Regions from separate parts of the Homo sapiens genome. Here region 2 is linked to region 1. A link is an interaction called in ENCODE POLR2A ChIA-PET data of the cell type or tissue named here. Cell type or tissue: MCF 10A. All regions are shown on one strand. Each heading gives the region's core, and the rest is flanking DNA. Links, peaks and the distances in the headings are about the cores only. Region 1 overlaps KCNIP4 (potassium voltage-gated channel interacting protein 4). Region 2 overlaps KCNIP4 (potassium voltage-gated channel interacting protein 4).

Evidence for each region. Peaks named below come from ENCODE experiments on the same cell type or tissue, not always from the same donor. Only the 100,000 strongest peaks of a DNase experiment are listed, where the experiment ranks them.
Region 2: POLR2A ChIA-PET joins it to region 1 with 5 read pairs; 2 of 35 experiments call an interaction of 5 or more read pairs at or near these places.

What each region holds. Positions count from the first base shown.
Region 1 is chr4:21,385,335-21,389,745 of GRCh38, forward strand. All of the region lies in intron 1 of KCNIP4 (potassium voltage-gated channel interacting protein 4), which reads right to left. Among named protein-coding and RNA genes, the nearest start is that of MIR7978, 77 kb to the right of the region's middle. In MCF 10A, for the core only: no CTCF peak of the experiment used is centred there; DNase peaks (open chromatin) are centred at 1,257 and 2,477.
Region 2 is chr4:21,198,667-21,203,077 of GRCh38, forward strand. The region is part of intron 1 of KCNIP4 (potassium voltage-gated channel interacting protein 4); the gene reads right to left. Among named protein-coding and RNA genes, the nearest start is that of MIR7978, 260 kb to the right of the region's middle. In MCF 10A, for the core only: no CTCF peak of the experiment used is centred there; no DNase peak of the experiment used is centred there.

The sequences.
Region 1 (4,411 bases), core at 162-4,161:
ACAGAGAATGCTCCACACAAGACTCTAAGGCTCTACAAAGGGTTCTGGGCCTAGCAGAAAATAAGAATACAAAGATGAAGAGTATATAGTACAATGGTTAGGACTGTGGGCTCCCATACCGGAATGCCTGTATTTGAATCCTCTGTCTCTTCCACTTCCTAAGTTAAGGGACCTCAAGCAATTGACTTTTCTTCTTTAAAAAGAAGATTCAATTTCTTAATCTCCATAAGCGATCAGTGCTAAAACATATAGAATGATTGCGAATAGCAAAAGGATTCACATATTTAAAACATCTAGATAGGATTCAGCCACATAAGGAATAGTAAATTTTGTTTTTCATTGTCATTGTCATCACCATCATATCCCTTATCAAGGTACTAGATTGTGGCCGTGAAGCTTAGACCGAGAGATTAGATGGGGCAGGTGCTGATGGAGCCAACCAGAAACATTTCAAACCAGGTGCCACAGATTTAACTGTGGAATATCAGATACAAAAGTCTATTGGACAAATGAGTGTGTCCCAAGTGCCACTAAATTATGGAACCTAGTTTTCCAATAATTTTGCTGACCAAGTCAAAACTAGCTCAAACAAGTGATTGAGTAGATACAACTTTGGGAGAACTGGGACAAACCATGGGAACTTGATGATCTAACGGTCATCAATCAAGGAAAAAATATCACACTTGTCTCTTTCAAAGGCTATATTTTAGTCTGTAATGGGTCGTATAAATATGGGGAAATTACTTTTTAGTAGCAGATAATGTAGAAACAATAAAGAAATTAACTAACTTTTCAGAACCTTGTGGTTTGTATGCAATTGCATTTTTCATTATGTTCTTGTATCCTTGCTCTTTCTTAAGGCGGAATTACCTTTCCTCTTAGACAATAAAGAGAAATTGAACAACTGCTGAGACAATCATTTTCTTTACTAAATAGACATGAAGTTCCTCAAATAGTATATAAGAGAGATGATCTTTGTTTTACTGTTTATGGTGCCAGTCATCTGGCCTCTAAATTGACCTGCAAGCAGGGCTATACTTTGACCACTGTTTATATTCCAACCAGATGCAAGTGGAGTTATGAAAGACTGTCATAAAAAAAAAGAACTCAGGAAAATGCTCTCCATATTCTCTGTATCTCCTGTTGGCAAAACACATAATTTCCCCTGTTGTGATACACCTTAATCAAAATTCTCAATGCATTTGTTAATTCATAAAATATTTCTGAGGATTACTATTAGTCACACATGTGTTTGGCAACACCAAGGCTGCAATGAACAAGGAACATTTAGTCCCAGCCTTACAAAATCCTACTTTCTAGCAGATTCAGTATAAACAGATAACTAAGGAACATGTACATTTTCATTCCTCAGGTGAGGGAGGGGACACGACTAACATTTTTAGAGTGTTTATGGTGCCAGACACCACGCTGGACACTCTATAGATCTTTGGAGGGGCAGCTTATCTTTTTGCAGGTATACTCAGTCAACTACATCACCACTGTAGCTGCCTATCTAGCCTCAAAATCTTCAAGGAAATAAGTCCACAAAGCTTGAAAGGAACAGGACATCCAGAAAGCTCTACACATACTATCCTTCCTCCTGCACAGTGTAAACTTTGAATTCTCATTTTAGTAGCTAACCCACCAGAGAGCGATAACTTCATTTTGCTATGGGCTACAGGAGGTGAAGATAGAAACTGCATTTTGGAGGCAATGGCCTGAAGGTAGGTTATTTCCATGCCTAGACTTAGAACATGTTATCTTTAAACAGAGCAGGCAGGAGAAGGAAAGGAAGGAATATCAATTGATGCCATTGCCTTCACAAATCCTTGATGAACTGCTCAGTAGGGACTAAATAATTGGTAATAGCTATTGTGTTTATTGTGTATAGCTAAACCAGAAATGAGTGTTCATGGAAATGTCATTCTATAACCAAGAAAAAAATAAGGAACAATGATCAGTTTGACATTTTAAACAAGAGGCATATTTTCATTTGGTTCAATAAGAAAAGTTTCTAAGCAACGTTTAATTATATTTTACACCAGATTTCAGGTGTGCTTAATTGCAGTATTAACTTCTTTACCAAGGTCTCCTAAAATACACTTGGTTACTATTCTGAGAATGTCTTCAGTCTCTCTTCATGAAACTTGGTGAGACAACAAACAAATGATATGTCATCAAAATTAACTTGTTAAAGGGAACAAGAATTAAAATTATACCTTAAAAACTTTTCCATTTCTGAAAAGAAAAACAACGCACACTATTAAATTCCTGGCTCAGAAGGTGAACCAATATGAATCCTTTCTTGAATCTAATCAATCATTTTGGCTTGCTTGGGACTATAAGGTTTTGTGGACAGTGGAGTTTCAGTGTTAAAATGGCAGGGTTCCCAGAAAACCAGAATGAGTTAGTCACCTTCCTCTCTTCATAGATTTGTCGTGATAATTAAATAAAATAATGTCTATCAAAGGCATATCATAAAATACTTTGTACTCACAAGCATTGCGAAATGTCAGCCATTGTCAAAGTACTTACTATGACAGGTGTGGTGCTAAGCAGTTAGTTTTACAAGAGACCTTTCTGCTCCTGAATATCTCAGCTTGCATAATGGACGTCAGGGACAGCTCAGAGAGGGGAATGAGTGGAGAGCAATAGATATCCTTTTCTCTGGGACGGGATGAAAGGCATTTACATACAAAATTGCAATAGTAGGGACAGCTAGAGAGGGCTGCTTTGAGCCTGAGAATAGGCTCCTGAGAAAGATTTCAGGTGTGCTGAAAGATTTCAGGTGTGCTGAAAGAAAGAATGAGGGAAGCTAGTGAATTATCTATAGCTGAGTAAATTATAACGGATTACCATCACTAAAATATATTTATTTTATAGTCTAAAAGCAAATGTTATATTTTACATATATATGTAACCATATATAATAAATATATATGTAATAATAAATATATATAATTTTAAAAAGCCTCAACTGTTCCACACTAACTATACCTCTGAATCTGAATTTTCTAGGCTGTATATGACATAAGAAGTGTCCCTATTTCATAATGAGGCTTTCTTCAATGAGTAAGTGAGATAATTTATGTCTATCACTTTTCATGTTTTAAGTACTCAATATACCCATAGATTATTATCTTTTTATCTTTTTATAACAGTTTTATTGGGGTATAATCAACATATCATATAATTTAACCTGTTAAAGTGAATTATATTGAGTGAATTCAATAGTGTTCAGTACATGCACAGTTGTGCAACAGTCACCACAATTAATTTTAGAAGATCTTTGCCCTCCAAAACATCCTTCTATCCTTTTAGCTATTACCCTCCACTTTTCCCCAACACTCCAGGCCTAGGCAACCACTCTAGAGAATTGCCTATCCTGGATATTTCATGTATATTTCATTTAATTAAAATTAAACAATATGTAGTCTTTTGTGACTGGCTTCATTCATTTAGCATAATATGATGACCCATGTTGTATCAGTAAATCATTTCTTTTTATTGCTGAATAATATTTCATTGTATACATGTAATATCTTTATTTATAACTTGATAGACATTTGGGTTGTTTTCATCTTTTGAGTATTATAAATAATACTGTCATGAACATTCATGTGCAAGCTTTATGTTGACATATATTGTCTTGTTTTTTTTTTTTCTTTGAGACAGAATCTCACTCTGTTACACCAGCTGAAGTTCAGTGGCACAATCAAGGCTCATTGCAGCCTTGACCTCCCTGGGCTCAGGTGATCCTCCCACCGCAACTTCCTTAGAAGCTGGGACTATAGGTGTGTGCCACCATACCTAACTAATTTTTTTTATAGAGATAGGGGTTTCACCGTGTTGCCCAGGCAGTTCTGAAAGTCCTGGGCTCAAGCAATCCATCTGCCTCAGTCTCCCAAAGTGCCGGGATTACAAGTGTGAGCCACTGCACCCAGCACACAGACATATATTCTCATCTCTATTTTTTTTTAAATTATACTTTAAGTTCTAGGGTACATGTGCACAATGTGCAGGTTTGTTACATATGTATACATGTGCCATATTGGTGTGCTGCACCCATTAACTTGTCATTTACATTAGGTATATCTCCTAATGATATCCCTCCCCCCTCCCCCCACCCCACAACAGGCCCCAGTGTGTGATGTTCCTCTTCCTGTGTCCAAGTGTTCTTATTGTTCAATTCCCACCTATGAGTGAGAACATGCGGTGTTTGGTTTTTGTCCTGGCGATAGTTTGCTGAGAATGATGGTTTCCAGCTTCATCCATGTCCCTACAAAGGCCATGAACTCATCCTTTTTTATGGCTGCATAGTATTCCATGGTGTATATGTGCCACATTTTCTTAATCCAGTTTATCATTGATGGACATTTGCGTTGGTTCCAAGTCTTTTCTATTGCGAATA
Region 2 (4,411 bases), core at 127-4,126, 190 kb before region 1:
TACCACCTTGTGTGGAATAACTTTCCCTGTTTTGTTCTGCTGGAGCCTGTGCATCATGTGGCACCTGGTCAACCCCACTGTTATATCTATCCTCTTCCAGGAGGGGATGAGGTGCTTCTTCTGCAGCACAGAAAGGGCACCTATAGGCCAATTGTTCTGCATCAGCCTCCAGGAGGGACCTTCTGGCTTTGGGGGACTGACATGCAGTACTGACACTGACCTGGCGCTGTCCTTTCTCTATCTGAGGAGTAAAGTACTGACACTGATCTGGCGCTGTCCTTTCTCTGTGTGAGGAGTAAAGTACTGACACTGATCTGGCGCTGTCCTTTCTCTATGTGAGGAGTAAAGTACTGACACTGATCTGGTGCTGTCCTTTCTCTTTGTGAGGAGTAAAAAACATCGTTCCTTTGGGTATATACCCAGTAATGGGATGGCTGGGTCAAATGGTATTTCAAGTTCGAGATCCTTGAGGAATCGCCACACTAACTTCCACAATGGATGAACTAATTTACAGTGCTACCGACAGTGTAAAAGTGTTCCTATTTCTCCACATCCTCTCCAGCATCTGTTGTTTCCTGACTTTTTAATGATCGCCATTCTAACTAGTGTGAGATGGTATCTCATTGTGGTTTTGATTTGCATTTCTCTGATGGCCAGTGATGATGAGCATTTTTTCATGTGTCTGTTGGCTGCATAAATGTCTTGAGAACTATCTGTTCATATCCTTCCCCCACTTTTTGATGGGGTTGTTTGATTTTTTCTTGTAAATTTGTTTAAGTTCTTTGTAGATTCTGGATATTAGCCCTTTGTCAGATCAGTAGATTGTGAAAATTTTCTCCCATTCTATAGGTTGCCTGTTCATTCTGATGGTAGTTTCTTTTGCTGTGCAGAAGCTCTTTAGTTTAATTAGATCCCATTTGTCAATTTTGGCTTTTGTTGCCATTGCTTTTGGTGTTTTAGTCATGAAGTCCTTGCTAATGCCTATGTCTTGAATGGTATTGCCTAGGTTTTCTTCTAGAGTTTTTATGGTTTTAAGTCTAATATAAATCATGCTGCTATAAAGATACATGCACACATATGTTTATTGCAGCACTACTCACAATAGCAAAGACTTGGAACCAACCCAAATGTCCATCAATGATAGACTGGATTAAGAAAATGTGGCATATATACACCATGGAATACTATGCAGCCATAAAAAAGGAGGAGTTCATGTCCTTTGCAGGGACATGGATGAAGCTGGAAACCATCATTCTCAGCAAACTATTGCAAGAACAAAAAACCAAACACTGCATGCTCTCACTCATAGGTGGGAATTGAACAATGAGAACACCTGGACACAGGAAGGGGAACATCACACACTGGGGCCTGTTGTGGGGTGGGGGAAGCGGGGAGGGATAGCATTAGGAGATATACCTAATGTAAATGACAAGTTAATGGGTGCAGCACACCAACACGGCACATGTATACATATGTAACAAACCTGCACATTGTGCACATGTACCCTAGAATTTAAAGTATTAAAAAAAAGACACCTGCATGCATATTTTTATCACAACACGATTCACAATTGCAAAGATAAGGAATCAACTGATGAGTGGATAAAGAAAATGTGATGTGTGTGTGTGTGTGTGTATATATATACATACATATATGTGTGTATATATATATACATACATATATGTGTGTATATATATATACATACATATATGTGTGTATATATATATATACATACATATATGTGTGTATATATATACATTACATACATCTACCATGGGATACTACACAGCCATAAAAAAGAATAAAATAATGTCTTTTGCAACAACTTGGATGGAACTGGAGTCTATAATCCTAAGTGAAATAACTCAGGAATGGAAAACCAATATTGCATGTTCTCACTAAGTGGGAGCTAAACTATGGGTATGAAAAGGCATACAGAGTGGTATAATGGAAATGGGAGACTCAAAGAAGAGAGGGAGGGTGAGGGTGGTTAAGGAAAGAAAAATTATCTATTGGGTACGAGGTAGGCTACTCTGGTGATGCGTACATTAAAATTTCAGACTTCACCACAATACAATTCATGCATGTAACAAAAAACCACTTGTACCCCTAAAGCTACTGAAATAAAAAAAATAAAAATTTTTTTTTTTAAAAAAAGCATCGTTCCATCCAGTGCCTGATTGTGTTGTGTTTTCCTTGGTGACTCCAATATTAAAATCAAATAGGCAGAAATGCTGATTTCTACTTCTGATATAGGCAAGAGATGCCACTTCCTCCACAGTCCCTACTTTGCAAAAGAAGAAACTGAGTCAAAGAGTACTTAAGTGACTTGTCCAAGGTCACCCAGTGAATAAGAGGTTGAGATTCAATAGGCCAGACCTATTTTATTCAAAAAAATGGGCTTTAATCCACACTTTTCTCCCTATAAGCTTTTCTTATGTAACTTACCATTCCAATAAAGAAGGAATGTGGAGGATTCAGATGAGATTGCAGATGCCTATGTATCAATGAGCTTCATGAAGCTTTCTGTTTTAGCAGTATCTGTTATAGCCCAATATGCTTTAAACTGAGGCACTAGTGTGGCATAAAGCTAACTCAAATCTATTTATTGCTACAATCAAGAGGTTGACATGCTTTGAGAACATTCAAGTTAAAAGAACAGGAGGTGAAATATAATGAAAGAGAAGGATACAGAAAGAAAGGACTGAAAATATGATTAAATGTCAGAGAAGAATTCAGAAGTGGTGTTGTAGAACTCCTAAGTGCTCACACATTTTCATTAATCATACCATTGCAGGATACTATGAATTGTGATCATCTACTGCCCATTTATTTTTATTTTGTTTTTGAGATGGACTCTCGCTCTCTGTTGCTCAGGCTGGAGTGCAGTGGCATGATCTCGGCTCACTGCAAGCTCCGCCTCCCAGGTTCACGCCATTCTCCTGCCTCAGCCTCCCAAGTAGCTGGGACTACAGTTGCCCGCCACCATGCCTGGCTAATTTTTTGTGTTTTTAGTAGAGACAGGGTTTCACCATGTTAGCCAGGAAGGTTTCGACCTCCTGACCTCATAATCCACTCACCTTGGCCTCCCAAAATGCTGGGATTATAGGCGTGAGCCACCACACCCGGCCCATCACAGGTATTTTCTAAGTTGTAAGATCTATTTCCTCATTATCCTTCACACAATAAATAACTACCTTTATAAAATACCTAATGTGTGTGAAGTATCCTTGTACATGCTATTCATAACTATATCCCATCACCCATCATAATTTTATAAGGTAGGTAAAACTTTAAACTTCATTTTAGAAACATGATTTGGAGAAAAGAGAATGCTTATGCACTATTGGTGGGAATGTGAATTAGTTCAGCCCCTGTGGAGAGCAGTTGGAGATTTCTCAAAGAACGAAGAGTTGAATTACCATTTGACCCAACAGTCCCATTACTGGATATATACCCAAAGGAAAACAAATAATTCTATCAAAAAGACACATGCACCCCAATGTCCATCACAGCTGTCTGTAATGTTGGACTGGATAAAGAAAATGTGGGATGTATACACCATGGAATACTATGCAGCCATACAAAAGAGCAAAATCTTGTCCTTTGCAGCAACATGGATGCAGCTGGAGGCTATTATTCTAAGTGAACTAATGCAGAAACAGAAAACCAAATATCACGTGTTCTCACCTATTAGTGGAAGCTGGACACTGGGTACACTTGGACATAAAGATGGAAACAATAGGCACTGAGGAATACAAGAGGAGAGAGGCATGGAGCAGGACGGGAGTTGAAAAGCTACCTCTTGGGTACAATGCTCACTTCTTGGGTAACAGGTTCAATGGTACTCCAAACCTCATCACCATGCAATATACCTTTGTAACAAACTTGCACATCTACCCCCAGAATCCAAAATAAAAGTAGAAAAAGAAGGAAAAGATACCTGATTCTTTTTAAGCAATGTGGACAAGGCCCCAGAGCAGTGACAGTCCAGGGTCTGGTGCTCAGATCCGTCTCAGTCTAACGATTAACCATGTTCTTTCCACTTGTTTATATGGCTTCTATCTTATTCCTCTATGCTCAATGGATCTCTATACCTCTAGTTATAAATCCCATAATGGGCAGGGTAGGTATCCTGCTGGCTGTGTCACTCAATAGAAAACAAAGAGACAGAATCTACAAGGGCTACTAGGCCCACGCCTCACATTTGTTGGCCACAATAGGAATATATACAGAGGCTCTTGGCCCACAGCCTGCTCTCCTCCATTGTCACCTCTAGCTCAGTCCTGCACTGTAAAGATCCTTGCATACATATCTATGCCCACCCCAGGCCACAAGTCCAAGCTCAGTTCACATCCTCCACAAATAACGAATACTTGGCTACTCTCCTGAGCTGTAACCGTGCACACTT